Regions from separate parts of the Homo sapiens genome. Here region 2 is linked to region 1. Evidence: read pairs that join two places in POLR2A ChIA-PET (ENCODE). Cell type or tissue: Caco-2. All regions are shown on one strand. Links, peaks and the distances in the headings refer to the core of each region. The heading gives the core; the rest is flanking DNA. Region 1 overlaps TFDP1 (transcription factor Dp-1). Region 2 holds the start of LOC105377805 (basic salivary proline-rich protein 4-like).

Region 1 (15,492 bases), core at 3,945-7,944:
CTGGAGTCTGGTCTCGCTGATGCGCCCTCACGTACTCCACCCTGTTGATGGGCTGCCCTGGCTGAATGTTCATCCTTCGAAACCCTCAAAGGTGTTGGGTGTTGGGGCCTTTGGGAGTGACTAGAATTGAGTGAGGGCACGCGGGTGTAGTCCCCCCTGCCCTGTTGGATCAGTGTCCTGATAGCCAGTCCCCACGGCGAGCCTGCCCTTTTCCCACCTTGCGAGGCCCAAGGAGGAGGTAGTAGGTGCAGCCTGGAAGCTGGCTCTGCCCTGACCTCCCGCTTCCACATCCAGGACCGTGAGAGAGAATCCTTGCACTTAGGGCTCCAGGACTACGAGAGAGAACCCAGGACCGTGAGAGAGAACCCAGGACCATGAGAAAGAACCCAGGACCGTGAAAGAGAACCCTTGTGCTTAGGGCTTCAGGACTGCCAGAGAGAATCCTTGTATGTAGGGCTCCAGAACCGTGAGAGAGAACCCAGGACTGTGATAAAGAATCCTTGCACGTAGGGCTCCAGGACCATGAGAGAGAGCCCAGGACCGTGAGAGAGAATCCTTGTATGTAGGGCTCCAGAACCGTGAGAGAGAACCCAGGACTGTGAGAGAGAATCCTTGCACGTAGGGCTCCAGGACCATGAGAGAGAACCCAGGACCGTGAGAGAGAATCCTTGTATGTAGGGCTCCAGAGCCGTGAGAGAGAACCCAGGACCGTGAGAGAGAATCCTTGCACGTAGGGCTCCAGGACCGTGAGAGAGAACCCTCGTGCTTAGGGCTCCAGGACCATGAGAGAGAACCCTCACACATAGGGCTCCAGGACCGCGATAGAGAACTCAGGACCGTGAGAGAGAACCCTTGCACGTAGGGCTCCAGGACCATGAGAGAGAACCCTCACACATAGGGCTCCAGGACCGCGATAGAGAACCCAGGACCGTAAGCGAGAATCCTTGCACTTAGGGCTCCAGGACTGTGAGAGAGAACCCTTGCACATAGGGCTCCAGGACTGCAAGAGAGAACCCAGAACCATGAGAGAGAATCCTTGTACGTAGGGCTCCAGGACCATGAGACAGAACCCTCACGTGGGGATCCAGGACCGCGATAGAGAACTCAGGACTGCAAGAGAGAACCCAGGACCCAGGACCGTGAGAGAGAATCCTCGCACGTGGGGCTCCAGGACCATAAGAGAGAACCCTTACACGTAGAGCTCCAGGACCGTGATAGAGAACTCAGGATGGTGAGAGAGAATCCTTGCATGTAGGGCTCCAGGACCATGAGAGAGAACCCTCACGTAGGGCTCCAGGACCGCGATAGAGAACCCAGGACCGTGAGAGAGAATCCTTGCACGTAGGGCTACAGGACCGTGAGAGACAACCCTCACACGTAGAACTCCAGGACCGTGATAGAGAACTCAGGACTGCAAGAGAGAACCCAGGACCCAGAACCGTGAGAGAGAATCCTCGCACGTGGGGCTCCAGGACCATGAGACAGAAGCCTTGCACGTAGGGCTCCAGGACCACGAGAGAGAACCCTCCTGCTCTTCCCACTTGATGCTTTTGCTCACTCGGAGCGTGTTTGTGAGATGAGCCTTCACGCTGTCCTGGATCTTCTCCAGATGCGAGGTTCTTTTCTGCTGCATCCCTCCTCTGTGGTGGCACCATCTCCTCTTGCCTGAGGTGGGGAGGTGTTGGCCTCCGTAGCTGAGAAGGGCTGGGCCTGGCGGTCACCCAGCGTCTCCTGCCTGGACTTAGCAACTTGAACCAGCAGCGTCTGTCACCTCCTAGTGCCTGTTAGGAGCCCAGGTCCCCGTTCAGCCTGTCCCGGGCGGCCCTGGCCTGTGGTGCCCTGAGTTGGTCTGGGCAGGACCACTTTCAAATTAACTCACCCGGCTGCTGGTGGGATCCCGCTCCTTGTGGGCTGTTGGTGGGGGTGTGTTCTTGCACTTTGCCTTGTGGGCCCCTGCGTAGGGCAGCTCGCTGGTGGCTTCCTCAGGGTGAGCCAGCAAGGTCAGAGTCGGTCTCTTGAGGCCACCCTCACCCTCACCAGGCTCTGGTGCTTGGTGGGAGCAGGGCAGGGCAGCCCACTTGGGGGCCCCTGCAGGGCCAGGGCACTGGAAGGGATGGCTAGGGCCACCGGAGGTCGTCCCTGAGCTCTGGGGTTGTGTTTGTTCCCAGGTGTGCTCTCCAGGGTCCAGGAGGACTCGTGGGAGCTCGAGGCTGGGGTCCCAGGCCCGGCCCCAGAGGAAGGGCCTGTGGCCAGGTGCGCGGAAGGTGCTGGCTATTTGTGGTGGGCAACCCAACAGCCAAAAGGGAGGAGCAGAGAGAGTTCTCCGCAGGAGTTGATGGGGGAGCAGACAGAGTTACCCGCAGGAGTTGAGGGAGGAGCGGATGGAGTTACCTGCAGGAGTCGAGGGAGGAGCGGAGAGAGCTACTCCCTCTGTAGCTCTGAGAGGAGGACAGAGCTACTCCCTCTGTAGCTCTGAGAGGAGGACAGAGCTACTCCCTCTGTAGCCCTGTAGCGGACAGAGGAGGGACGGAGCTACCCGCAGGAGTCGAGGGAGGAGCGGACAGAGTTACCTGAAGGAGTTCAGGGAGGAGTGGATGGAGTTACCCACAGCAGTCGAGGGAGAAGCGGATGGAGTTACCCGCAGGAGTCGAGGGAGGAGTGGACAGAGTTACCCGCAGGAGTTGAGGGAGGAGTGGACGGAGTTACCCACAGGAGTCGAGGGAGGAGTGGACGGAGTTACCCGCAGGAGCTGAGGGAGGAGCGGACGGAGTTACCTGCAGGAGTCGAGGGAGGAGTGGACTGAGTTACCTGCAGGAGTCGAGGGAGGAGTGGACAGAGTTACCCGCAGGAGTTGAGGGAGGAGTGGATGGAGTTACCTGCAGGAGTCGAGAGGGGAGCGGATGGAGTTCTCCGCACGAGTCAAAGGAGGAGCGGAGAGAGTTCTGTGCAGGAGTCCCGTGCTGGGGCCAGGAGGGTCCTGGTAGCAGGCGGGGCCCATCCCAGCTGCTGTTTATAGAGTGGCCTCTTCCCCAGGTCTCTTCATTCATTATGCAGTTTAATGTGCAGTGCAAGTGTTTTCTGCCCTGGGGTCTGGCGCAGGCCACTCCAGTCCTCAGGGGGATCCCTCAGTGCAGCTGGGTCACTTTCTTCTCAGCTCTGCTTACTTTTGAAATTAAGATTGTTCCTTGACACTTTTATGGCTGTTGCGTAGGCAGAGTTGAGTGGCTGTGACAGAGACTGGGTGACCCTCAAGCCTGAATCATTTGCAGGGTCCCCCCTGAGAAGTGTGCGGCCCTGGCGTCCCTCTCTCCAGCCCTGCCCTGGGCCTGGCTTGTGAACCTGTGATGTCGGGACTGCAGGGCCCCTGCTGGGCCGTTTTCTTACCAGGCAAAATTCCTGCTTCACAGAGTTGATGCCAGGGGTGTCAAATCTTTTGTTTTCCCTGGGCCACATTGGAAGAAGAATTGTCTTGGGCCACATAAAATAGAATAACACTAACAATAGTTGAGCTAAAAAAAAAAAAAAAACGTATAATTTACAAATTTGTGTTGGGCTGCATGCAGAGGTGTCCTGGACCACATGCAGCCTGCAGGACACAGGTCGGATAAGCCTGGTTTATACTCTAGTGGGGAGCTGTTAGCAATGGAAATGGTCAGTTGTTCAGTAGATTAGAAAGTGCAGAGAAGAGCAGGGCAGAGAAGGGTGAGACAGCGTGGGGTCCAGGTGTATGCCCCACCTGGCTGCTGTGTGTTGCTTGCTGACCCCCTCATGGGCCTTCGAGTGTAAGGGAGAGTCCTCTTCATGCCCTCGCACCCTCCTGGGTCTCTAGGGCTTGTGTGTCCCCAGGGGAGGAGCCCCCTGGACACACCCTGGCGGGTGCTGGCTGGCAAAGAGGGAGGCGTTGAGGGCCCGGGCAGCGCCTCCATCCTGGCCAGGCAAGTGCAGCTTCAGGTTGTGAGAACCGTGGTCACCTGTGTGTTTTAAAGATGACGGCAGTGATAGGTCCCCTTTTGGGCCTGGCATGGAAATTAGTCACATTCGTAGACCCTGTCACAGAGTGGGCACTGGTGATGTCATCTTTTATAGTTCTTATTTTCAATTGATTCAGCTTTTTCTAGCAGCATGGCGTGTTTTACGAACGTGTGTTTTGCTGTTACTGCTGCTACTCATAGTATGGTTTTGTCTAATGTAAGACAGAAGAGAATAATCTACTGTTATCTCCATGAAGTACAAACACAAATACAGTTGAATATAGTTTTTCTAATAGAAATTAAGGTTAGTTTTAGCCAAGGAGCACCTTTGCTGTTGGCTTATATGTTAATGTGTTTAGCACCTTGAGGTGTCCTTACTGGCAGGTAGGGTTGCATCTTGAGTGTAAAGATTTAACAGGAAAATAAGTCCAGTGCACATGTCTTAAAATTAATAGCAATTTCAGCAATATGTTAAAAACACGAAGCTAGGCCAGGCGTGGTAGCTTACACCTGCTTGAGCCCAGGAGTTCGAGACCAGCCTGGGCAGCGTAATGAGACCTCGTCTCTACTACAAATAAAAAAAAATTAGCCAGGCATGGGGTGCATGCCTGTCCCAGCTACTTTGGAGGCTGAGGTGAAAGGATGGCTTGAACCGGGAAGGTCAAGGCTGCAGTGAGCTGAGATCTTACCACTGCACCCTAGCATGGGTGACAGAGTAACAGCCTGTCTCAAAAAAAAAAAAAAAAAAGGCAAATTAAACTATTTGTGTTTTGGTGGTGCTTGTTACTGAGTTCCTGTGGGTCACAGCCCACAAGAAATGCAAGGAGGACCCACATGAGGGTCTTTCCTACAGCTCCTTACATGCTCAAGCTGGTAATTGTGGTCTAGTAGTAGCTACTGAATATCAACCCATAAGAATGACTTCATATTAAAAAACCACAGAGGCTATAATTGGGTCTGTCTTAGTAAGTTCTAAAGTGTCAGTAGAGACCCAGACTCACACCCACACTCCTAAGGGCAGGACACAGGGGAGGCTGTGGCCTTGGATCCTGTGTGGCTGAAATGGGGTTGCCTATTCAGGTGCTGAGTTTGAGATGGGAGCTGGCCCCTGGCCTGGAGAGTGGGGACTTGTGCCGAGGCCACTTTGCTGTTGCCCAGCAGGCCAGCGTGCACCCCTTGCGCATCCTGTTGACACGAGCACTGAGCGGACAGACCTCGGCTGTCCTGTTAACAGGTCCCACTTAGCAGCCTCCGTTTACAGCCAGCCCGGGACCTGCCTGGCAGGACCCCTGGTAGTTCTGTGTCATAGGAGCCCCTCTTTGTTCCAGGCCAACCAGGACAGGCGGTCACCCCACATACAGGGTTCTGAACGTTCTGACGTTACAGCGGGGGTCTGGTGCTGTTGTCTCAGGCAGGAATGGAGGCTGAGGGTCTGCACGTTTACTGCTGTGTGCAGGCCCCGTCCCAGGAGCGAGGTGGAGCCCATGTGAGGAGGTTGTGGTCTTTGTAAAGGTGAGCAGCAGCGAGTCATGAACTGCAAGCTCTTGGTAGGTTTTGGACGGGACGTGGCTGGCTGAGCTTCCTCTTGGCTGTGTGGAGCCTCAGCAGGGCGTTGTGTTTGACGGCAAATGGGAATTAAATCATGGCATCGTCACTGTCTTTTTTAGGGACGATGCTGCACTTAGTTCTTGCGACTCTTCCTGTTGTCAGTTGGGGCGGGGGGGCGTCATAACATTCTTTCCTGTCCTTGGGGGTCACCTTCCAGGAAAGGGGTGGGTGTCAGAGAGTGAGTGTGGCTTTGAAAGGCTGGTGTTGAGTGGGATCTCGTTTTTCAGGTGATGGTGCCAGTGATCTTTCCGTGCGGAACTAAGTTTATGCAGGGTTCAAGATCCATTCAAAGATAAATTCAGTGACGACCTGGTTGATGAAAAGAACCACTTTTTTTTAATGTTCTAGAGAAAACTCTTTAACTGCTGTATTACTTATCTATTGCTGTGAAACAGACAAATGTAGTGGCTTAAAACAACAATAAGCTGTCTTCTCCCACACAGCGGCTGTGGGTCAGGAGTTTGGGAGTGGCTCAATTGGGTGCTGCTGTCCTGGATTCTCATGCAGTTGCAGTTGAGATGTTGCCCAGCTCTGCAGGCCTCAAGGCCAGGGTCTGGGAGTCTGCTTCCAAGATGTCTCACCCTCGCAGCAGTAGCAGGAGGAGCCCTCAGCACCAGGACCACCTCAGGGCCGCTTGAGTATCCTCACACCGTGGCACCAGCTTTCGCCAGAGGGCAGGGAGTGACCTAGCTTCAGAAGTTGCCCCTTATTTCCATCCTCCTGGGGGTCACAGAAGTCAGTTCAGGGAGGAGAAGGTGGCACGGTGGTGAGTGTCTGCAGGGGATCCTGTGGGAAAGCAGCGCAGTGGTGAGTGTCCGCAGGGGATCCTGTGGGAAGGCGGTGCGGTGATGAGTGTCCAAGGCGGCGCGGTGATGAGTGTCCATAGGGGATCCTGTGGGAAGGCGGCGCGGTGGTGAGTGTCCGCAGGGGATCCTGTGGGAAGGCGGCGTGGTGGTGAGTGTCCGCAGGGGATCCTGTGGGAAGGCGGCGCGGTGATGAGTGTCCGCAGGGGATCCTGTGGGAAGGCGGTGCGGTGATGAGTGTCCATAGGGGATCCTGTGGGAAGGCGGCGTGGTGGTGAGTGTCTGCAGGGGATCCTGTGGGAAGGCGGCGCGGTGATGAGTGTCCGCAGGGGATCCTGTGGGAAGGCGGTGCGGTGGTTGAGTGTCCGCAGGGGAGCCTGTTGGAAGGCCGCGTGGTGGTGAGTGTCCGCAGGGGAGCCTGTTCTGGTTGCTTGGGCTGCTGTCACAAGAATGCCATGACCATGAACTGGGCAGCTTGTAAACAACAGGAATCCACCGCTCACAGCTCGGGAGCCTGGGAGTCCACCATCAAGGCCCTGGTAGGTTTGGTGTCCAGTGAGAACCACTTCTTGGCTGGTAAATAGCGTCTTCTTGCCGTGCCCTCTCCTGGTGGAAGGGCCAGGGAGCCCCTTTATCAGGGCACATACTCCATCCAGGAGGCTGTGCCTTCATGGCCCAGTCACTTCCAAATACCGTCCCAAGCAGGATTAGGAGGACCACATGTGAAGACGCCGCACAGCCTTCCTGGAGGCTGTGTGCCCCAGCCCTGCCATCAGCTGCCTGCTCCCGCTCACGTCTCCCCAGTTCACCTGCCTCCAGTGCTGGTTTATAGAACATTTGTGTGACTTCTTCAGATGATCTGTAAACAGAGGCAGTCTAGGTGGTGTTTTGTTTTCTAATTTCCTTTATGGAAAGGAGAGTTTGCATTTCCCTTGTGATTTTGACACACATTGTATTATGAAATATTTTCAGTGTTTGTCAAACTCGGTGTGGGGTAAGCGCATCCCACCAAGATAGGCGCTTACAGGCAGCCAAGGAACCCACCGTGTGGTTTCCTTTTAGGTTGGATTTCCTGTCTTACAGCCTCATGTTCCTAGTTGGAAATTAAGGTTGAGACTGTAGCCAGGTGTGCATTTATTCATCCGCCAGCTCTGGAGAGGTCTGCTTTAGAGGCCCTGCGGCCCCAGAAGTCATGCCTCTGAGTCCGTGGTTCTTAGCTGAGGGTGGCTTTGCAGTGTCCGGAGATGATTCTGGTTGTCCCACCCAGGGTGAATGAAGGCTGAAGATGCCGCCAAACACCCTGCAGGGAGGCTGGCCCCTGACAGAGCCGTGCAGGCGGCAGCGGCAGCACTGTTGCTGCGGCTGAGACAGCGCAGGGCGTCATTCATCCCCCTGCCTCCTGAGCCCAGAGCTTCTCCAGGAGAAAGCTGAGGAAAGGGGCCAGCCGTGAGCTGCGGGTGCTTGCCAGGGATCTGGTGACACCTGGGCATGTGGCTGGTGGAACCAGCAGGCCAAGGCTGTGGATTTTGAAGTGCTGTCTGCCATTTCCACTTTCAGAAGCATGAGTTGCATAAGGAAGGGGAATGAAAGGGTTTTTCCTGGAGCAAAATGATGCTTGTGGCAGACACAGTTGGAACCACAGACGATGCCACGCTTGTGTCAGCAGTGCGACACTGGCCCACGTGTCGTCCTTGTTCTCTCCTCATTGCTGCCGTCACTGTGTGCTGCGCATGCCCTGCAGTTACCCCAGAGCTTTATGTCACAACATTGAGGCTGGCGGAGAAAGACCGGCCCCTTCACCCCACCTTAGACTTCCTGGAAGGGCCGCCCGGGTCCACAACCTGGCCCGTTAACTCCCTGGGCAGCTGCTGGGGAGGAAGAAGCACTGCCCGCAAGGAGGGGCTGTGCCAGTGGGTGGCGGTGACGGGGGCCAGTGGTTTCCTGGACCTGGGTTTCCTGGGTGTGGGCTACTCAGGGATTGCTGAGTTCCCATCCCAGCCGGAGCTGACCACCAAGTCGACGGGGCAGAGTGAGAAACATCCAGGCCACCTGTGCCGCAGCCCCCATGGCTGCCGAGGTCTCCCCTGGGCAGGGGCAGTTGGTGTTCTCGCAGGGCCTGTGTTGGTGCATATGAGGAGTGTTTTCTGTGAGCAGCGGTGGAACATTTACAGACACGAGCGTCACAGTGGCTGGGCAAGGCCCGTGGCTGAGTGCACGGTGGCCCTGGGCGGGGCTCCTCTGTTGGGGCCTGACTTGCTGGCATTTCATGGAGGCCGCAGGCAGCCGCTCTTCCTGGGGGTCTTCCACATGCCCTGCAGGCATGGGGAGGAGCAGCCCCCACTCTGTCTCTGCCCATCAGGCTGCCCCCGCCAACAGAAAAAAGGCACTGTGCCACCCGGGGCAGTGCGTTCCCAGTGCCAGTCCCTGGCCCTGTACTTTTTAGCAGGCGCTCATGCTCATCCTGGTGAGGGAGGGCGATAGACAGGGACAGCGGTGCAAAATGGCTTCAGAGCCTGAACCACGGTTGCCACAGGCTGGGGCTGGAGTGCAGACACCATACAGGGGAACTGGGCAGAGCCCTGGCTGTGCAGGCGGGAGGGCAGTCATCCTCCACAGCTGGGACTTGCTCCGTCAGACCCCCAGCAGGGCTTCCTCCAGCTCCACGCACACGGGGCTGGAGCATGCTGCACTCCCACACAGATGCTCGAGCTGGGCCCAAGCCTGACCAGCCCTGGCCGAGGCCCTTGACTCCTGGCCTCACCCACCACGCCTTAACCTCCTGGCTGTAACTTCCTGGCCTTACCCTTCTGGCCTTACGCACCTGGCTGTTCTCTCCTGGCTGACCCACCTTGTGTTTAACTTCTCGGTCTTACCCAGTGTGCTTGCTTTCACCTCCTTGGTCATAGTCACCTGACCTTAACCTACTTTGCTGTAGTGTCTTGGCCTTCATCTCCTGTGGGTTCTAGCCCACCATAGCCACTTGGCCGTGTGTACCTGGCTCAGCCACCTGTCCAGACCCACTCGCCTTTTTCTAACTGGCCGTACCCTCCTGCCCTTTCTCTCCCAGGCTTAACGTCTCGGCCTTACCAACCTGGCCTGGATGGTAGTGCCCTCATGGTGACCAGGACATCTAGCGTCTCACACCTGTAACACACTAATGGGTGCCAGCACAGAGCCACGCATGCCGGCCTTCAGGCACCATCGTTGACCGCACGTCATGCTTTTCCTGGTGTCGTATGTTTGTGCCAGCGTAGCCCTCTGCGGGGCCTGTGCCGGTGCTGTGTCAGGTGTGGTGGCCTCAGAGCGCCTCCTGGGTGCAGTCAGGTTCTTGCTCCACGGCTCTTTTCCTTGATATTGCGTCACACGCCGTCTGTGGGCCCCTGGGGGTGGTGGAGCCTTGATCCCAGCCCCTTGGTGTGGCCAGTGGGATGCAGCCCCCCTGCACATCCTACCTCACCTGGCTCTGTGTGCAGGTGGTCAATGGGACATCCACCCACCTCCCAGCAAGTCCCACAGCCAGGGCTGGGACGGTGCCTGCTGGACAGCTAGACTCAGAAAGTGCAGTTGGACCCGGTTGGAACGGCAGTAGTGACTGTCTTTTTTTTTTAGCGTCCTAGGATGTGAACTTGCCGTGGTCCTCGGGCTTACGGGCAGCCCTGGCTTTCCTCATCTTCTGTGGGGAAGTGGAGTTGTGAAGATGCCCAGGAAATTGCCCAGTGGTCTTGCAGTGGTCGTCTTGCTGGGCTTTGAGTCTTGGCTGCCTCCCCTGTGTCCCCTGACTGTTACCTGGGTGGCACCAGGGGGTCTTGGCGTCTCCTTGTTCCCATGGTGTGTCCCCTGACTGTTACCTGGGTGGCACCAGGGGGTTGTGGCGTCTCCTTGTTCCCATGGTGTTATCTACGGAAGGGTGCATTCGGGTGCCTTTACCCTCAGCGAAGGCAGCAACCCTCATCGCTGCCCCCCAGCCCCACTGCCTGAGGTGCGTGGCCTCCTGGGACCCTGGGTACTCAAGCATGCTGCCGTGTGTGTGCTCACACTCAGGCTGCCACGCCTGTGCTGCCAGCACGCCACTCCCAGAGGCCGCCCCTCCAAGGCCTCCTCTTGGGATGGCTTTTCCTTCGCAGAGCCCGGCCTCTGGGGACTGACATTTTGTTGGGACTAGGAAGAGAATAAAAGATTTCCATGGCTTTCTGGAGAAGCAGGATGAGGTTGACAGTTCTGATAGGAGTCCCCCTTAATGTGTCTTGCCGTGTGGCTGTACCATTACGCGTGTGCTCTTGCCGTGTGGCTGTACTGTCATGTGTGTGCCCCTGCTGTGTGGCTATACTGTCATGTGTGTGCCCCTGCTGTGTGGCTGTACCGTTATGCGTGTGTGTCCTGTGTGGCTGTAGCATCACTCATGTGCCTCTGCCATGTGGCTGTACCATCACGTTTGTGTGTGCTTGCTGTGTGGCTGTACTGTCACGTGTGTGCCCTGACGTGTGACTGTACTGTCATGCGTGTGCCCCCACCGTGTGCTGTACCATCACACGTGTGACCCCGCTGTGTGGTTGTGCCATCATACGTGCCCCCACTTTGTGGCTGTGCCATCACACATGTGCCCCCGCTGTGTGGCTGTGCCATCACGTGTGCCCCCGCTGTGTGGTTGTGCCATCACGTGTGCCCCCGCTGTGTGGTTGTGCCATCATACGTGCCCCTGCTTTGTGGCTGTGCCATCACACATGTGCCCCCGCTGTGTGGCTGTGCCGTCACGTGTGTACCCCTGCTTTGTGGCTGTGCCGTCACACGTGTGTCCTTGCTGTGTGGCTGTACTCTTACCTGTGCCACACTTAAATAGAATGTGTTTAACATTCTATTGTGAACATTTTCCTCATCATTACAATCTTGATTTTTCAAGACTGTGTGGATTCTGTAAGTCATGGCTAATTCCTGGTGGACGGTGCTGTTTTGGCCCTGTAGGTGCCATGGTGATAGTGACATTCCTTCTCCGGACCTGGCGTTCTCCTGGTTGTTCCTGGAGTTGCTTGCTTAACTGTGGTCCTTCTGCCTTTTTATGACGTTATTTGATAGAACCCTTGAGGGTGGTTTTAAACACCCCTAGTTTCGTAGCCCTTTTAGCTGTCATATTTATTATTGTTTTGTTGCTTTCCGCAGGCCGGTCTAATTGAAGCCAACGGAGAACTCAAGGTCTTCATAGACCAGAACCTTAGTCCCGGGAAAGGTAAGGGCACCTGTTCTGGACACACTCTTGTGTTGATGAATGCATGAAGCTTCACATGTTTATGAAGCTGTTGACGCTGAAGCCTCTTGCTAATGATGGCATCTCCTGCATGGGCACCTTTGTGCTCCGGGAACCCAGGAGGGTGGGCGTAGGAGCCTTCTAGCATTTAGAACACAGCCTGCACACACACCAGTAGCTTTGTGGATTTTGAATTCTAAGGTATGTATACTATTTGCAAAAGTTTAGAAAAGGTAGAATATTGTAAAGAAGAAATAAAGATAGTTTGTTTTCTCTCCACCCAAAGATAATGACGTTTCAGCTGTGGTGTGGGCTCTTCCAGAGGCCGGCCTCACCTGTGCTGTTTGAGGAAAGATGGGCCTACCATGGTGCATGCCTTCTGCGAAGCAGGCACTTGCCACCTTTAACGCTTCGCGTGTGTATTTTACTAGCTCTTGAGGAAGAGCCGTTTTTCTTGTCTTGGGGAATCCAGGGGAGGAAGTCAGCTGGAGAGGTTGAAGCCACCTCTTCCAGGGTCCCACGGTTGGTAGTTTCCATTTTACACCTCGGAGTGGTGCTGTGGTTTACGTTCGTGAAGGTGTGTGTGCTCACCTGGTTACTTCCTGGGTAAACTCCTTACCTGTGCTGGGTCAGGGCACGCCATTTAGAAGCTTTGATGTGCGATGCTTGGCCCCTCGTGAGAGGCTGTGCTGTGTGGATCTGGGATTGCGTGCAGGGTAGTTCGTTGTGGTTTGTTGCGATATTCCTGGGAGACAAGCTTGTGGAAGAGCTTGCTTTGTCCCAAGACCTGTCTGCCTGCAGAGCCTAGTGGGTCCACTGAGTGCCCTGGTCGCAACATCCACGTGGTCGCATCAGCCCAGGGAGGAGCCCAGAGGCCTGGATGTGTTTCCGTTTTGGGTTCCTAAAAGGAACCTTAAGATTTTTCTAATTATTCCCATATATAAAATTAGCTTTTTTTACTCTTAACATTGTGACCCTTGTAAGTGACCTCTCAGTGCTTGCCATGGCTCTGGGGCGTGGGAGTGTGGTGACCAGGCCCCCACCTCTCTGCTGAGGCTTGGCCTTGCCACCCGTCCCTTTCTGTCCAGTGCTGGTGCGGGCGCCCATGGTGCCATCTGCCTCCAACCCCTACATGCTGTGGATCCAGGTGTCTCCTTGGGGCCTGTCCCTAGGTCCTGCTCTGGTCTCTTCCTTGAGAGAACTTGGCTTTGTGACCTGAGCCAGCCTGCAGCCTCCCCAGCCTCCTGCTGTCCCCGGGCCCTGTCAGAGGGAGGTGGTGGGACTGGCCCTGCTCTTCTGCTGAAGCAGGTCCTTCCCTGCCGCTTTTCTAGGAATAGGGACCAAATCTACGCAGCCCTTTTGGGATTATTTATGAGCTTTTTGTCTTGATCATTTGAGGATTCACAGATTGCTTGAGAGAAATATCGTTTTAGTGTAACTAATTGAACACTTAAAAGTGGACAAGTTGCAGGCGTGACATTTTCTGTTCAAGTGGTGAAGCAGAAATAACAATAAAAAAGTTCACCATTTTATTTGCTTGGAAATGATGAAGTCTGTTACTATGGTGTTGAATTTGAATTTCTCTTGTTAGGTTACATGCAGTAGGCTTTCTTACCACATGTGGGCTGTCTCCTTTTCCATTCTTACTCACAAATCTGTGCTTGAATCTGTAACAAGTTTAATTGAGCTGAAGAGTTGAATTGCAGGGATTAGGAAGGAACATATTCTGCATTCATGACATAGCTGAAAATGTTCTGGTTTTGAGCCGGCCCAGCAGGGCCGTGCATTTCCCCTCAGCTCGCCCCGCGTGCCCCGGCCCCCAGATCCCTCCCACATGAGCCTTGGGACGGTCAGTTCTTTCCCTGGATCGCCGGCAGCAGCTCCTGGACCTCCCCTGCCCTCACCTGGTGTTGATTCCACCGCACAGACGGTGGTTTTTGTTGTTGTTGTTTTGGAGATGGAGTCTCACTCTGTCGCCCAGGCTGGAGTGCAGTGGCGCCGTCTCGGCTCACTGCAACCTCTGCCTCCCGGATTCAAGCGATTCTCCTGCCTCAGCCTCCAGAGTAGCTGGGATTAGAGGTGCCCACCACCATATCCAGCTAATTTTGTATTTTTAGTAGAGATGGGGTTTCACCATGTTGGTCAGACTGGTTTCGAACTCCTGACATCATGATCCGCCCACCTTGGCCTCCCAAAGTGCTGGGATTACAGGCGGGAGCCACTGCACCCGGCCACACGTGGTTATTTTAAATTTGCTTTTGAATCAGTGACACGTTCATGTTTTTAAATTTTGAAGTATGAAAAGGTGCAGAGAGGTTTCCTTTTTTCCTCTTCTGTCCATGCAGGTGAGCACCAATGTTCACTTCCGGTGTTCGTTCCAGAGAATTCTGTTTAACAAATAGAATGGTTTGTTGGTGTTTGCATGTGTCTGTGTCAATATGTGTGCATGAGTGTGTGTGAGGAATGTGTGTGTCACTGAGTGTGCATACGAGTGTGTGTGTGCATGAGTGTGTGTGTGTATGCGTGAATGCGTGGGTATGTGAGGAGTGTGTGTGCATGTGTGTCTGCGTGAATGCGTGGGTATGAGTGTGTGTGTGCATGAGTGTGTGTGTGTATGCGTGAATGCGTGGGTATGTGAGGAGTGTGTGCATGAGTGTGTCTGTGTGTATGCGTGAATGCGTGGGTGTGTGAGGAGTGCTTATCAGTGCATTGTGCGTGTGGAGTGTCTGTGCGTGTCTGTTCATGGGTTGCATATGTGTTGAGTGTGCATGTGTGTTGAGTGTGCATGAGTTGTGTGAGTGGATGTGAGTGTACCTGTGAGTTTGCGTGTGTGTGCATGCGTGTGAGTTGTGTGCGTGTGTGTGCATGTGAATTGTGAGGAGTGCATATGGAGTGCATGTGTTGTGAGTGTGCATGAGTTCACGTGAGTTGTGTCAGTTGTGTGCGTGCGTTTGTGAGTTGTGTGTGAGATGTGTGTTGTGTGCATGAGTTGTGTGCATGAGATGTATGTGAGTTGTGTGCATATGCACGTGTGAGTTGAGTTGTGTGCATGGAGTGTTATGTGCGTGTGCATGTGTGTGTGTTGTGTGCATGAGTTGAATGAGTTGTATGTGTGTGTTGTGTGCGAGTTGAGTATGATGTGTGTGCGTGTGTGAGTTGAGTGTGAGTTCTGATTGTGCGTGTGTGTGAGTTGTGTGTGTGTAAGCGTGCAGTCCTCGCCTCCCCAACAGACACCTGTCTTCACTAGTGGGCCCCCCTTGCCTCTAGTTGGGAGTGGGGTGGTCCAGGCAGGGTCCTCGGCGCCCTTAGATGGAGCCGTTGCAGCTGCTTTTTGAGTTGCCCTCGGCGGTGCCAGTGAGCAAGGCTCTGCCTTCCTCCGTTTGTGCCCTGGGAGCCCAGGGCATGGTCGGTAGCACTTTGAGGGCTGTAGAGGCCTCCCTTGAGTCAGACCTTGAGGAAGGACAGGAGCTGTCCAGGTGAGAGTGGATCAGGGGAAGGTAGAGGGGACCAGCCCAGCCGAGGCTCCTCATGGGCCCCTGGCCCTGGTCCTGGTCCTCCCAGCTCCACTCCACGTCACAGCCTCCCGGGGCCACTGTGTCTCTTCCTGCTGCTGCTGTGGGGGGCCTGTGTCCAGTTCCCCACTGTGTCAGCGTTCTCTAAAGTAGCAGCCAGTGAGCGACGGGAACCTGGGTGGGGACTCACTACAGGACCCACCTAGCCATAGTGGGGCCGTCAGGGCGGAACCTGCAGGGTGGTTGGTGGTGAATTCCTTTTCTGGGAAAATGCAGGTGTTGCTCTGAAAGCCTTCAGTGGGTTAGACGAGGCCCACCTGCATCGAGCACAGTCTCCTTTGCTTAACGGCTCCTCTTTG
Region 2 (15,492 bases), core at 4,437-8,436, 140 kb after region 1:
GCCTCGGCCTCCCAAAGTGCTGGGATTACAGGCGTGAGACACGGTGCCCGGCCTCTTGTCACTTTATTTTTAAAAACTTCTAAATCTTTGTGTCCCATGGAGAAAATACATCACGAATGCTGAGTCAATGATCCTACGGAGACACCCCGGCGGGCCCTGCCCAGTTCTGGAGCTCTGACACTGCCTGCCCCCGCCTGTTTGCTCCCCACCCAGGCAGCACCAGCCTCCTCTCAGGGGCTCAGTGTGCGTGGCCCCATAATGGTCACAGCTCCACATGCGATGAGCTTTGGTGCCTCCGTTCCCGCGGGGCTGCAGTGTCTGACGGTGGCGGTGCATGTGTCTCATGCCCACCTGCCTGCAGAGTGGCCCTGCTTCCTGTGGCCAGCCTCGGCCTCTGGCTCTTCAGGGCTGAGCTGGGATGAAGGAAGGCATCCAGGGCTATTCTTGCCTGCCTGGTGCTGCTGCACGTGGCTCGGTGCCCTCCGGGCAGATGTCTCTATGGACTCTTCATCTGGGCCCTCTGTTGTGGGCAGTCTTGGGGTTTCAGGCCCCTGAATCTGGGCAAATACTCTCTCCTCAGCGGGGACGACCCCCTGCTGCCCTCCCTGGGCTCTCTCTCGGTGCTGCCTGGACCAGCAACACCCCGCTCTGCTGCCCAGGCAGCCGTCTGGCCGGTCTGGGTTTGTAATCTCCCTTGGGGTCAGCAAAGGATGGGACTGCACATCAAGAGGCCCAGGCATCTGGGCATCTGGCTGCAGTGAGGCAGGCATAGGTGCACCCTCTGCAGAGAAGCTCTCAGCTTCAATCCTCTTATCCTCAATGTAGGCCACGGCCCCCTCAGAAGCCCATGGGAATCCCTGCAAGGTGGCTTTGTCTCATCTGCGGAGTTGGCTGATGCGATCGGCTCATGCTGGGGCCAAAAACATGGCAAGAAACGTCCCACTGTCAACCTCCCGGGCAAGCGTGTGCACCTGCAGCTCAGGGCCAGCCCACCACACTGCCTTAGTGACACTGCAGCCGGGGGAGCCACAGGCCGCCAGCAGGCTGAGGAACAATGCCGTGTGACCTTTCCTTTTGTAAAAAACAAAAACTGCAATTTTTATTCAAATAAAAAAAGGGTAAAAATAAAAGTTAATAAGGAAGAGTGAGTCCCTGGATTGTGATATGATTTCCAAGTCACATACTTTCCTTCAGAATTACACACAGGTGCACACATGCGCACACACACACACCTCTACACACATACATGCATGCGACATGCCTTCATTTTCATCTCCATGTAGCTGGCAGACGTCAACATTGTCGGTCAGGGCTGAGTCCCCAGCGTCTGCACTTGCTCACGCGTCCTCCTTGTTGCAGTGAGCACCGGGAGCTTCACCCACATTCACACTGGCTCAGGGCTGTCCTGCGGGAGCTGCCTGCTTTCCCTCTGCCTCTGGCCTCCTCCCCTGGAGGAGAAACGGCTGGAGCTGCAGGCATCTCTCCCGTCCCCTCTGCGCTGCGGTGGTGCTAGGCACTCCCATGAGGGCTGGCAGAGAGAAGGAAGCCAGGGCTTCCCAGGAGAGACCGTGGAGCTCAGCATGGATGCATGAGAGGCCGTGGAGCTCAGCGTGGATGCAGAAGAGGCCGTGGAGCTCAGCATGGATGCATGAGAGGCCGTGGAGCTCAGCGTGGATGCATGAGAGGCAGTGGAGCTCAGCGTGGATGCAGAAGAGGCCGTGGAGCTCAGCGTGGATGCGTGAGAGGCCGTGGAGCTCAGCGTGGATGCGTGAGAGGCCGTGGAGCTCAGCGTGGATGCAGAAGAGGCCGTGGAGCTCAGCGTGGATGCGTGAGAGGCCGTGGAGCTCAGTGTGGATGCCTGAGATGCTGTGGAGCTCAGCGTGGATGCGTGAGAGGCTGTGGAGCTTAGCGTGGATGTGCCTATGGGGCCAGCTGGCCTCTGGGGAGGGCCGTGCCAGAGACAGCCTTGCAGGAAATTTGGGGCCGGTTCTGATAACTCCAGCAAGGGCTGCAGGCTCAGCACTTCTTATTTTATTCCTTTACTCAACTATTTATGATATTGTCAGAGTGGCGGTTCTTTCTTTTTTCCTGTCTGCGGTCTGTGGGTTTGCTGAGTATGGAATTACCTCAATGTGAGCTCCACCACAGCGAGTCCTCGAAAAGCTGGCAGTCTCTGGCTGGGGCCCATTGTGTTTTGTTTTACAATGGGGGTCTGTCCCCTCTGTGAGTGTTTAGACACGTAAATGGGCCTCAATTGCAAATAAAATGTACAGATTACAGGCATTATGCCAGTCAATGGAAGAGCAGTTTTGAAAGAAAACCTCAATCTGATAACATGAAATTACAAATAAATATGAGATTGGTTCTCAGTTTCTATCTAGGCAATTTAAAATGGATATAAGAAGCCTTGATTTGATTTTTAAAAAACCAAGCCCCAATCCCCCAATTACAGTAGTGAAATGTTCTTCCAAGTTCAACCTTTTTATTTGCAAGACAAATGAGCTGAAGGCTGAATGTTACCAAGGGTGAGGCATTGTGCTGGGGTTTGAGGACGACAGCATGGAGAGCGATGTACCTGGCATTCTCCCGCTGGCATGGGTGGGATGGCTCACTGAGCCTCAGCTCTCGGTCCCTGGCATTCTTCGGCTGGCCTTGTGGGGGCGACTGGCTGAGCCTCAGCTCTTGTCCTGTCACGTGGGTCCCAGGAGCCCCACTGCCACCCTGGCCTGTCAGTATCCAATATGCACTGTGTGCTTGGAGGCGAACTGTCCAGCGGGTCTGGTTTCACAACTGCAAAGGGCGTGGCTCTCTCCCTGCAGTGGGGTGATGCAGAGGCTGCTGCACTCTGCACTTTAGAAAAATGCCGCCTAGAACAGGAGGTGCTGGTGAGCCGCCGTTGCCCGGCTCAGGGCTGCGAGAGGGTGGGCTTCAGGCTTCCCGGGGGGTGTAATTCTGCCTTTCCTGCTGGGAGCCCTGAAGAGGTCCCCGGTCACATGGTGACAGAGGCCTTCTAGCAAAGTGCAAGGAGTGTGTTTAATTTTTAAAAATTCATGTCTCTGGGGGCACCTCCTGTCCCCTTCCTGCCCTCACCCCACACCCTGTACAGACAGGCGGGGCGGCCCCTCCCGCTCCCTCATGGCTCGGCTTACGTTATTCATCCCCTGCTCCATTTCATGGGCATTTTGTTACAGGAAGGGTCATGTTTTGCTGCCAGCACTACTGATCCCTGAGAGCTGAGAGCCAGGCCACGTGCACACACGGGTGCCTCAGCAACGACTCCCACCTGAGCTGGGGCCAGGATGCGGAGGCTCTGAACAAACGGGAGGAACTGAGCTTCACAGTTCACGTAACTGCCACCTTCTTAGAGCCCACGTCATTGTCTGAGTCTTGTTGACTCACATCTGCTCAAGCCAATGGGTATTCCCAGCAGTCAGGCCCCCGTGGGTCCCCCATGTCCTCTGCCCAGCGGCCGTGGTGGGTATGGGTAGGAGAAGACCAGGCGTCCCCGTGGCCTCGGCCCAGCAGGTGCTGGTCTGAGTTTGGCAGTTTGGCCTGTATGGTCCTCCTGCAGCTTTTGTTCAGGGAGTGCCTCCTGTGAGAACTGGGGCGAAGGTCCCTGCCCTCAACGAGCTTCTTTTGAACTCAGTAGTGCCTCGGCCACCACACCCCCAATTCCTCCTGCCCTGCTTTTATGCAAAAAAGCCTCAGCTTTTGACTCTTAGAGCTCCAGGGGAGGCCCATTCCCTTGGCAGGTCCCAGCAGCTCCTTCCCCCAACAGGGCTGTGTGGTTGGGGAGGCCCCTCTCCCCAGGTGGAATCAAGGCTAATCGCCTGCCCTGATGGCCCTATCGGGTGAGTCTGGAATCATCCTGATCATTTTTCTGGAGGCTGCATGTACCTTCTTCCTCTGCTTCCTCCCCTGTTCCAGTGGGGGCCAGTAGAATCTGGGGCTCTAGGGAGGGGTCCGTGTGGGAGCTCCAGGCAGGTCTTTCTGTTTTGGTTTCTCCAAAGTCTAAACCCTAAGGAGAAAGAAGCAGGGAAAGAGGAAGAAGGGGATTCACAGGCCTGCGCAGAAAACTAGGAAGGGCTTCCCTGGGGAGGACGGGACGGAGAGAGGGTGGCAGAGCTGGAGCAGGTGATCTCAGCGGCTCCCCAGCCAGGCCTCACTGCAGACTTGGGGGCGCAAGCACCGGACCACACAGCACGCCCACCCTCACTGTGGCCGGAAGATCAGAGGCATGCTGGCCGTGAAAGGCTGCCTGAGCCCCACAGTGGACACTGTGGCAAGTGTGGACCAATGGCCGATGTCTCAGCCCCACCCACTCCGGCCACCACGACACTGCACAGCCTGGACCCAGGCCAGTCCCTGTGTGAGCGTGTGTGCTTGGTGGCGTGTGTGTGCAGGCCTTGTGTGTGTGAGCATGTGCACTCTCAGTAGTGCGTGTGTGAGCGTGTGCATATGTGTGGGGGCGCCTGTGTGTGTGAGGGAGGCCCACGAGGTTGGCAGGCAGACAGGGGTGGGGGTGGGAGGAGAGGCACTGTGCCCTAAGACCAGCCTTGGGAGGGTGGGAGGAGAGGCGCTGTGCCCTGGTGTCTGGGGCCTGGGCCTGCCCCTCCTGGAGCTTGGGGTGGGTACTGGACGGGTTCTGGGACAGGGCGTCTTCCTGGTACTCATGCTGGAGAATCTACTGTGGGCCGCAGGAGGAAGAGGAGCTGCGATGAGGTGTTGCCAGGGCCAGGATTAGGGTTAAGGTTAGGGTTTGCCCCAGAGCCTCCTGGAATTCTACCCACTCAGCACCATCCTCCAAGGCCTGACAAATGCAGCCTCTGCCTGGAACCACTGTGGACCCCCAGGGAGTGGCTCACCAGCTGCTCCTCTCTGCCCCCCGGGGAGTGGTTTCACCTGCTGCTTCCCCAACCTCAGGGAGTGGCTCACCTGCTGCTCCTGTCCGCCCCCCCGGAGAGTGGTTTCACCTGCTGCTCCCCCCACTCCAGGGAATGGCTCACCTACTGCTCCCCTCCACTGGGAGTGGTTTCACTTGCTGCTCCTCTTCGCCCGCCCCCAGGAGTGGTTTCACCCACTGCTCCCCCCCGAAGGGAGTGGTTCACCCACTGCTCCTCCTGCTTGCCTGGGAGTGGTTTCACCAACTGCTCCTTCTCCCCCCAGGGAGTGGTTTCACCTGCTGCCCCTCCGCATCACCCCAAACTCACCCGCTGCTCACCCCCACCACCCCCTGCAGGCCTGGCTACTTAGAGAACCACCTGGGGAGCTTCAAACATCCACCCCCTCCAGCGACTGATGTGCGGGGTCCGGCTGGCCTGTGTCCTGAGTATCTGGGTCCTTAGCCCCTGGGGGACCCTCAGGCGAGGCCACGGTTGACAACCCCCTGCCTGATGTGTTGATCGGTCAGTGAGCTCCTGGTCTGCACACGGGCCGGCCACATCCTGGACTTCCCCGTGAATTCTCCAGCAGGGCAGCCGTGTGGTGGGATGCTGTCACCGCTGTCTGCTTTGTCTCATCGTCTGTTCCATTTCTCTTGCTTCTTACTTCAACTGTGGATTCTTACAGGGCAGAACTGCACGAGTCATCTTTGCACCTTGTCTAGTGTCCTGCACGTAAGGAAATCCAATACATGTGTGTTGACTGAAAGATTAACTTAAAAGTGTACATACAGATAAATGCATGCTTTCCCATTTGGAAGATGTGGTTATGTTTTGACTCAGACTTACCTGGTTTATATCTTGTTTCTCCCATTAGCTATTTGACATTGAAAAAAGTTACTGAATTCTGCGTGCTTCTGTTTCATCATCTGTGAAATGGGCGCCACATGGCAAGGCTGGGATGAGGCAGAAAGTGAAAGTGGCAGCCACAGCGTGAGGCATACAGTAGGCGCTCCATCCACGCTCATCCCGTCTCCCAAACCAGCCACAGGGTGAGGCATACAGTAGGTGCTCCATCCACGCTCATCCCATCTCCCAGACCAGCCACAGGGTGAGGCATACAGTAGGCGCTCCATCCACGCTCATCCCATCTCCCAGACCAGCCACAGGGTGAGGCATACAGTAGGCGCTCCATCCACGCTCATCCCATCTCCCAGACCAGCCACAGGGTGAGGCATACAGTAGGCGCTCCATCCACGCTCATCCCATCTCCCAGACCAGCCATAGGGTGAGGCATACAGTAGGCGCTCCATCCACGCTCATCCCATCTCCCAGACCAGCCACAGCGTGAGGCATACAGTAGGCGCTCCATCCACGCTTGTCCCGTCCCCAGACCAGCCATAGGGTGAGGCATACAGTAGGCGCTCCATCCACGCTCGTCCTGTCCCCAAACCAGCCACAGGGTGAGGCATACAGTAGGCGCTCCATCCATGCTCGTCCTGTCCCCAAACCAGCCACAGCGTGAGGCATATAGTAGGCACTCCATCCACGCTCGTCCTGTCCCCAAACCAGCCACAGGGTGAGGCATACAGTAGGCACTCCATCCACGCTCGTCCCATCCCCAAACCAGCCATAGGGTGAGGCATACAGTAGGCACTCCATCCACGCTCGTCCCGTCTCCCAGACCAGCCACAGCGTGAGGTGCACAGTAGGTGCTCCATCCATGCTCATCCCGTCTCCCACACCCCAATTTGCCCAAAGCCTTCTGAAGGGTGTGGGAAACTTTCAGGAGTCTCTGTTGTTTCTGGGGCAACATCGGGGCTGTGAAAGGAAAATAAAATCTGGGGACTCCAATTCACCGCCAAAGGAAACCCTTAAAGCTGGAAGCTGAGCCCTGTGAGGAGAGGCCTTTCCTTGTGTTCCTGAGCAGGGAGCTGCCCAGCAAAGGCTCAGCGTCTTCACCAGCAGCTGCTCTGCGTTCCCCTGGCCTAGTGCAAAGTCCGACTTTCTGAGCCCAGGACAAATGCATCATTCACCATTGTCCTGCCTGTTCCTTTCTCCTGCAATGCATGGGTTCAGTCTCGCAACCAAACCTCCCTCTTTCCCCTCCAGCCTGCATTTCCCCTTTAAAATACTGAAACCCTCAAAATCATCTTTGGAGAAAGTCACAGAGCTCTCTCCCATGTGTGCCCTTAACCTTGGCAAATGAACCTCTCAATGGATTGAGGCCTGTCTCTCATGCTTTCTGGTTTACAGGGCCCATGTTCATGTGGAGAAAGTCAAGGTAGGAAACCTCAGGGCACTTTCATTTTCCTCTAGGCAGGAAGGAATCTGGAATTGGGAAGGACAGCAGGCATTTTTTCTAGCGGTTCTAGCGAATTATCTTCTTACCGTCAATAACAATTTATCCAGTCTCTCTAATTATCTTCAGTCCGGCGGAAGACAGATTTCCTCATCTAATTGCCTCTTGGAAGAGCTAAAGTAAATTAAATTTAAAAAAATACCCTGATCCCAGGTGACCGCCCCTGCCAAGCTGATCTGGGATTGCAGGAGAGGCGCTGTGGGCCACCAGCTTGGGGCCTGGGGCAGGAGCGGCTCCAGTGGCCAGATCCTAGCCAGCGTCCCTGCCCTGCAGTTAAGCACACGGGCTTTGGGGGTCCGTCCTGGGCCACAACAACCAACCTCCCAGAGCCTCAGTTTCTCGTCTTTGAAGGGGGACCGTGCTGAGATTGTTCAGGGATGGCTTTGGTTTCTGTTACTGAGGCTAAGGCCGGAGGTCCCGGCTCTCAACATGTTTTGCTCGTGTAGTCCTCAAAGAATTTTCAGAAATGTGCCATGTCAACTTTGCATCTAAAATACTTTTGGTTTAGTTGGAAAGGGCAGCAATGTACTCACATGCCGTTTAATGCATTTCCCACAGAACGGGGATCCACAGACGAGGTCCTTTCATCTCGGGGCTCATGGCAACACAGGCCGTGTGCGTGAGCCTGGTCGGTGCCTGAGTCTGCCCCGGCTCTGCCACTGCCTGCTGTGTGACCCTGGGCTGCTCACGCCACTGCCCGGAGCCTTGGCTTCCTTATCTTACACGGCAGTGGTGACAGCCCCTGACGCAAGGCTGTGGCGAGTTTGAACGTGGCGCCTGGAGCAAGGCTTGGCCGGAGTTCACCAAACAGACAAAGGCGACCTGGCTGGGGAGCCAGTCAAAGCGGTTGGCAGAACCGATCTGGCTTCTGTCAGAATTGTTAGGACGTCGGGAGGTGTCCAGTGATGACCCCTCCCTCTGGGTTCTCCGGCCCTGGCGGCTGGGCATGGATGAGGAGAAGGCTGGGCCCTGTGCGAATCCTCTGGGCACAGAATCCGCCGGGCACAGATTCCGCTGGGCACAGAATCTGCCAGACACAGAATCTGCCAGGCACAGACTCGGCGATTCTCCCCTGGAGCCCGGCCTTGCCCCATGCTGTGACTGCTTCTATGTTTGGGGCCCGAGGGTCACGCAGGGAGAGCTGCACCTCAGGGAGGCTGGGCTGGGGATGGGGTTGGCTCCTCTTGGTGGCAGTCGGGTGGGAAGGGGACGCAGTGGACCTGGGGCCCTGGACTCACCCAGATCTACTGTGGGAGAGATTGCATCTGGAAATCAGGGGTCTGGATGTGATTCCCTTAGGCAATTGCACCACCTGGAAAATGTTCGTACGCCCCCAGCATGGAGGTGTCCAAGACGCTGGGACCCTCAAGGTACTGTTGTGCGTCGAAGCCTAACACACACACGCTTATCCCATTACAGCTCTGGGGGCCCAAGTCTAAAACGGGGCTCACAGGGCTAAGAGGGAGGTGTGAGCAGGGCCACACTGCCTCTCCTGGCTCAGGCAAGAGTCAGCACCCCTGGCTCGCAGCCCTGCCCCTCCCTGACGCTGTCCTGCCATCATGTGGCCTTAGTGTCCTCTCTGGTCACACCTCCCTCCGCCTCCCTCCCTGGGGACCTCGTGGTTACATTCCGTTATCACTTGGACAGTCCCAGATCAGTCCCCGCCTCAAGGCCCTGACCCTAATCCCATCTGCAAAGTCACTGTCTCCGTAGCACGTCAGGTGCCCAGGGACAGGCACGAGATCCTGAGTGTGCTGGGATCTTCACTCAGCCAGGCACCCCCTCAAGCGAGGGACTGAGGAAGGAGTAGTAAAGGCCACCCAGCCACGCGCATAACCACGTTTCTCCCGTAAGATCGCGGTGCTGTGCTTTTACTGTGCCATTTCCAAGCTTGGATGTGTTTACATGCACAAATGCTTACTACAGCTCCTCCAGGGATCGGCGCAGGCACCTGCAGCACAGGTGTGCAGCCAGGGCCACACCGTGAAGCCTGGGCAGGCAGTGGGCCCTGCCCTCCAGCCGTGTGAGTCGCTGCGATGCTTGCACAGCGAGGGGAGCACAGCCATGGGAGCACAGCCACGGGAGCACCTCAGGACGCCTCCCTCAGCCATTGCTGTCCTTAGGCTTCTGTGGGAAGAGACTTAGGGTGTTGGTTCCCACCCTGGGCCCTGTTCTATCCCATTCCTGAGGGCCCAGGGACAGGGCTGTTCCCACGTCCGAGGAAAGCAGCTTCCAGGGGAGCAACGGAGGGGCCTGTCCCTGGGAGGGGCTCAGCCAGGCCGCAGGGACCTCACGAGGAGGCCTGGGATGAGGACACTCTCACCTTCCTCCGCCCCTTCATCTCCTGCTGGTGCCTGACTCTGTGGGCGCCCACGGGGCAGGCTCCGGGCCACTCCAGAGCGCAGGGCGGGTGGAGGAGGAAGGGTGTGGGGGCAGGTGGCGGGAACCACACAGGCCTCAGTGGAGCCGGTGCCTTCATCTCAGAGGTCCTCATGGCAGCACTGTTGCCCCAGGAGGTGTCTGGGGACATGTGTGGGGGTCAGGGTCTTGCTACAGGGCAGGGGCACCATGGGTGTTCGCCGTGGGGCTGGGAGGCAGAGCCTACACCTGGGCACAGTCCTGCAGACCTAGCACCCATGAGCCACGGCCGCCTCGCCTGCCCTCATGCTGGCCTCAGGTGCCCCTCACAGGTTGACACACCCGGCTTACTGTCCCCAGCACCACACTCCTCGGGGATGGCTGCGGCTGGCGTGGGTACTCTCTGCAGCTGTGCTGACCCCACAATGGGGTTGGCTTTGTGGGAGTCGAGCCCCATGTACGTCATCAAGGGCTTCCATGCCCTGGGCTATGTTGCTGCTGGTGGGACTGAGCCCTTGCTCAGACTGTGGGAAGAGCCACTTCAGGCCTCACCCAAGACAGCCCAGAGGCTGGAGTGGCCTCTCCCCACCAGGTCTGTGCAGGTCGGTGCCCCAGAGGCCCCGCTCACACAGGAACAGGGCGGCTGACTCCCTGCACCCCTGGGGGCCCCGTGAGGTGCTTCCTTCGAGGGTCATGGGGTGGAGTGGGCAGAGCACGGCTCCCAGGCGCAGGCCCGTGTGCCTCCCTCCAGCCCCCAAGTGCTCCTGGAAGTTTTCCCGGGGTCTCCACACATCTATTTATGTCTGGCCTGTTTGAAACAGGACCCAGCAGGGCCGTGTCCGGCACCTTGTTTATCTGCCCAGACTCTTCGGGCTGTGCATTTGTTGAAGCGTTGGCATCATTTGTTCCACAGAACAGCAGTTCTTCACGTGTGGTCCTTTGGGTGTTTTCAGGGGGGTCTCCAAGACCAGCACAGTCATCTCGGGCCCCTTGCCTTTTTCTCTGTGTTGACATTCGCGGCAATGGCAGAGGGCTGATGGTGGGACACCTGCTGGTGCCTGGGCCCAGATCAAGGTGGCTTTGAGCTCGTGAGGCTTCTCGCCACCATCGCCAGCAGCATTCGGCAGTGACGTTCCTTGTGATGGAGCTGGAGGTTTGCGCACAGTGCTTTGTGTGTGCCATGTGGGCGTCTGGCAGCCAAGCTGAACCAAGCTCCTTTATTCTTGCAACACCAGTTTCCATGGAACAAACAGCGAACAGCCCTGCATACCCAGGCTTGGGTGTTTTCCTGAAAACAACCAAGTAAGCCCATCCCTGTAAGGAAAACAGCTGGGAGTATCTGGCACCAATGATACAATGTTGAGCTTTCAAATGACAAGAGGAATTTTTGAAAACTTGTTTCTCGCATTGTGAGTGTGACAGCTTCCGAATAATTCTCCACATGACCAGCGTGTGATTCCTCAAAATCATGCATAGGTAAAAGACCCATTCAAAGAGCAAAGGGGGCCAGTGGATTTTCATGAACAAAACTCACGCTCAATGAATGCAGAAAGTTGTCTCCACACACAAGCATTTATGTGTTTGTGAATGTGTGTCTCTGTGTACGTGTGTGTGCATGCCTGTGTGTGCATGTCTGTGTGTGGTGTGAGTGCATGTGCACGTGTGTGCGCATGTGTTTGTGTCTGTGTGTGCATGTTTGTGCAGTGTGGTGTATGTGCGTGTCTGTGTGCCTGCATGCATGTGTACGTGTGTGACTGCGTGTGTGTGCGTGTGTGTGCACGTGTATGTCCATGTTTGTGTGTGTGCATGTGTATGTGAGTGCATGTCTGTGTCTGTGTGGTGTGTGTACATGTGTGCATGCATGTTTGCATTTGCATGTGTGCATATGTGCATGTGTGCATATATGTGCACGTGTGTATGCGCATGCTTGGGTGTGTCTGTACGTGTGAGTGCATGTCTGTGTGGTGTGTGTACATGTGTGCATGCATGTTTGCATGTGTACGCATGTGCACATGTGTGCATATACGTGTGCATATCTGCATATGTGCATGTATATACACATGTGTGTAGGTGCATATTTGTGTGTGCATGTGTGGTTGCATGACTGGTGTGTGTACATGTGTGTGCATGTACATGCGTGCATCTGTGCGTGTGTGCATGTATGTGCACACGTGTGTATGTGCATGTGTGTGTGCGTGTGAGTGCATGTATCTCTGTGTGGTGTGTGAGTACGTGTGCATGCATGTGTGCGTGTGCACGTGTGTGTGCGTGTGTGTGCATGGGCACGTCTGTCTCTGTGGTGTGAGTGCATGTGTGTGCATGGGCATGTCTGTGTCTCTGTGGTGTGTGTGCATGTCTGCGAGTGTGCATATGTCTGTGTCTCTGAGTGGTGGGTGCACACGTGAATCCTCCTCCTTGATGCTAGCTGCTCTTACCAGAGCCAGTTCTTGTGGGGAAGCTGAGTGCTCTGTAACTCCCGTGTCTCAGCTCCCTTGCGTGGCCCCTAGAGGCAGACGTGGGAGGAATGCCGCAGCCTCGGAGAACCAGGTCTGGCATTCTTGGTGCTGGTCCCAGGGTCCCGAGGCCTGCTTTCCACAGTCACGCTGTAGAGACGGCTCCTTGTGGAGACACCTTCTGTGTGCAGGCACGAGGTTTCTCCTCTGCCCCAGGCTTCGGTGCGGAGTGTCTGGGGGGACAGAGCCACCAGATGTGAACGCTGTGCTAGTCGCCCTCTCTGGTCTCTCCCTTGGCGTGGCCAGACTCCCCGGTGCATCTGGACATCGTGGCGGGCAACTGCCATTTACAGACACGGGAGGACGTTTTGCATGACCCGCCTTCTGTGTGTTTTCCCACTCTTTGCAAACCCATTGCTTTTCAGCTCGGAGAGTTGCTTTCCAGTTGTGCCAGCTCCGTGGCTGAGGAGGCGGTTTCTTTCCCGTTGTGCCGGCTCCGTGGCCGAGGAGGCGGTTTCTTTCCGGTTCTGCCGGCTCCGTGGCCGAGGAGGCGGTTTCTTTCGGGTTCTGCCGGCTCCGTGGCCGAGGAGGCGGTTTCTTTCGGGTTCTGCCGGCTCCGTGGCCGAGGAGGCGGTTTCTTTCGGGTTCTGCCGGCTCCGTGGCCGAGGAGGCGGTTTCTTTCGGGTTCTGCCGGCTCCGTGGCTGAGGAGGCGGTTTCTTTCCGGCCGCGCTGGCTCCGTGGCTGAGGAGGCGGTTTCTTTCGGGTTCTGCCGGCTCCGTGGCTGAGGAGGCGGTTTCTTTCGGGTTCTGCCGGCTCCGTGGCCGAGGAGGCGGTTTCTTTCGGGTTCTGCCGGCTCCGTGGCTGAGGAGGCGGTTTCTTTCCGGCCGCGCTGGCTCCGTGGCCGAGGAGGCGGTTTCTTTCGGGTTCTGCCGGCTCCGTGGCTGAGGAGGCGGTTTCTTTCCGGCCGCGCTGGCTCCGTGGCTGAGGAGGCGGTTTCTTTCCGGCCGCGCCGGCTCCGTGGCTGAGGAGGCGGTTTCTTTTGGGTTCTGCCGGCTCCGTGGCTGAGGAGGCGGTTTCTTTCCGGCCGCGCCGGCTCCATGGCTGAGGAGGCGGTTTCTTTCCGGCCGCGCCGGCTCCATGGCTGAGGAGGCGGTTTCTTTCCGGCCGCGCCGGCTCCATGGCTGAGGAGGCGGTTTCTTTCGGGTTCTGCCGGCTCCGTGGCTGAGGAGGCGGTTTCTTTCTGGTTCTGCCGGCTCCGTGGCTGAGGAGGCGGTTTCTTTCGGGTTCTGCCGGCTCCGTGGCTGAGGAGGCGGTTTCTTTCCGGCCGCGCCGGCTCCATGGCTGAGGAGGCGGTTTCTTTCCGGCCGCGCCGGCTCTGTGGCCGAGGAGGTGGTTTCTTTCCCGTTGTGCCGGCTCCGTGGCTGAGGAGGCGGTTTCTTTAAGGTCTTTTCTGTGCTGATGTTTTAGCTTTACTGAGATTTTGTTGCTTATCACACAATTCACCATTGAAGTGTCCTGGGCTGATCTGATGCCGATGGCCTCCGAGTCAAATGCTCTCTAAAGGAAATTCTCAGAAGATCTCCGGGGAAAAGCACACATAATTTATAGAATTAGAAAGCAAAGGATTTGTAAGACATCACAAGGAATTCAGTTACCAGTTAGGACTGGTCACCTCCAAACTTAAGTACAAAGAACTTATTTACTTCTTCCAAGGAAATTTATTTGGGGGATTTTTTATGTGGCCATGATGATGCTGTCAGTGGCCGAAGCTGCATTCTGGCAACTCCAGATCCTGGGTGACTTTGCCTAGCTCTGCCCGGCCTGGTGTTGCAGGAAATACGCTAATTCCAGGCACGGAAGCTGGGAGTGCATCCGGTCTGGGGAGACTTTGCCTTTCTAAGAGGCTCTCAGTGCTGTTGATGGTGCACATTCGACCTTTGAGACTTGGAGAAATCAGATTGCAGAAATGATGCAGAGCACCTGAGCAGAACCAATCTGGCGTGAGACACACACGCACACACACACACAATCAGGCGCACCCACCCACACATATACACACACAGGTACACAGTCGTGCACCCATCCACATACGTGCAGTCATGCACACAGCCCTGCACACAGACCTACACATACACATGCGTGCACACAGACATGCACACACACAGTAGGGGCCCTAAGCAGGCGTCCTTAGCCTTTCTGCTCTGAGCTCTGCAGCATCAGAACCTGCTGCCATAACTGAGCCAAGTGAACTCCTGAAGCAGGAGCATCCCCGGGCGTGGCAGGGGAGCGCCCACCACCAAGATTCTGCTGCTGTGCTCGGGGGCAGTTGTGCCTTTTCTGTTTTTCTTTCTTTCTATATTTCCAGGAAATCATGACATTAAAAATGACTTTTTCTTATGACGAATATTCATTGTAGGATATTTAGTGAAAATTCACACAATAAAAACTGTGATTCGTTTGTGCTCTCCGAGTTTCTGGGTTTCCTTGCATTTTTCTGGCAGCTTCTATTCTCTCTGGGTGCTTCCGATGCACACATCGCAGATCCCAGGATGATCTTCCTGCCTGGCACGGCTGCCTCCTCCACGCCACCCCTCATTACCTGTGGTCTAGGAAGACCACCAGTTCCCATTCCAAGCTGCCCAAATAGCTGCGAAATATCTGCTGAAGTAAGAGGAAAAGGTTCGTTATCTTTATTATCGCTTGTTCACCTTCCAGCCTCCCTGTAGTGAGGGTCCTGTCCTGACACAGTGATCCCTGTGGCAAATTCTATTTTCCCCAAATGACCACATCACCTTTCTATTTCCCACACACAAGGAGAGGCTCTTCCTTCTTCCTTTGAATTTTGTCACCGGGCTGCTGAAGAGAAGGCAGCAGAGGTGACACAGCGTGAAGCTGAGGCTGGGTTGCAGAAGGTGCCACAGACTCCACCCGGCTCTCTCTCTTGCCCAACGTTCCTGGGAGTCCAGCCCCCATGTCATGAGGAAGCCCACGTCACCTGGAGAGGTTACAGGCACAGCCACAGTCAGCCACGCGCCAGTCCTGGGAGCCACCCTAGCTCACCCTGAGTGGAGCAGAGGCAGGGTGTCCACTCCTGGCCTTGCCCAAATTTCAACTCCAACTAAATAAATGTGGTTTTTTAAGCCACTGAGTTATGGGGTCATTTGTCCCACAGTTGTAGTAACCGGAATGACCTCCAAGGACCTGTCCCACTGTAAAGATTGGCAATCCTATGACTTCTGTCTCCTGGACTCCTCCCAAGCCTGAATCCCTTCCCGGACGCTCACAGGTCGCAGCGTATCTTGGGTAACCCCATCCACTGCCCCCATCAAGCCAGCCCCCGACCTGTCTCCTGTTTCCCGGAGCTTGCTCAGAGATAACAGATTCATCCGATCCTCCAGGAAGGGCCCGAGCGGCCTGGCTCCCTGCCCTCCAGCTCTT

Evidence for each region. ChIA-PET counts read pairs that join two places held together with the same protein. Peaks named below come from ENCODE experiments on the same cell type or tissue, not always from the same donor. Only the 100,000 strongest peaks of a DNase experiment are listed, where the experiment ranks them.
Region 2: POLR2A ChIA-PET joins it to region 1 with 5 read pairs; 2 of 35 experiments call an interaction of 5 or more read pairs at or near these places.

What each region holds. Positions count from the first base shown.
Region 1 is chr13:113,599,460-113,614,951 of GRCh38, forward strand. It overlaps TFDP1 (transcription factor Dp-1), which reads left to right. Exons shown (of 12, transcript NM_007111.5): 3 at 11,537-11,603. Among named protein-coding and RNA genes, the nearest start is that of TFDP1, 22 kb to the left of the region's middle. RefSeq lists enhancers at 13,868-14,432, 14,433-14,996. In Caco-2, for the core only: no CTCF peak of the experiment used is centred there; no DNase peak of the experiment used is centred there.
Region 2 is chr13:113,739,413-113,754,904 of GRCh38, forward strand. It overlaps LOC105377805 (basic salivary proline-rich protein 4-like), which reads right to left and starts at 14,707. Exons shown (of 3, transcript XM_047430843.1): 1 at 12,036-14,707; 2 at 5,262-5,609; 3 at 2,466-4,018. The coding sequence starts at 13,393. The coding sequence ends at 12,401. It overlaps LINC00552 (long intergenic non-protein coding RNA 552), which reads right to left and starts at 11,677. Exons shown (of 1, transcript NR_028064.1): 1 at 9,099-11,677. RefSeq lists an enhancer at 3,840-4,341 and a silencer at 13,789-14,007. In Caco-2, for the core only: no CTCF peak of the experiment used is centred there; a DNase peak (open chromatin) is centred at 6,859.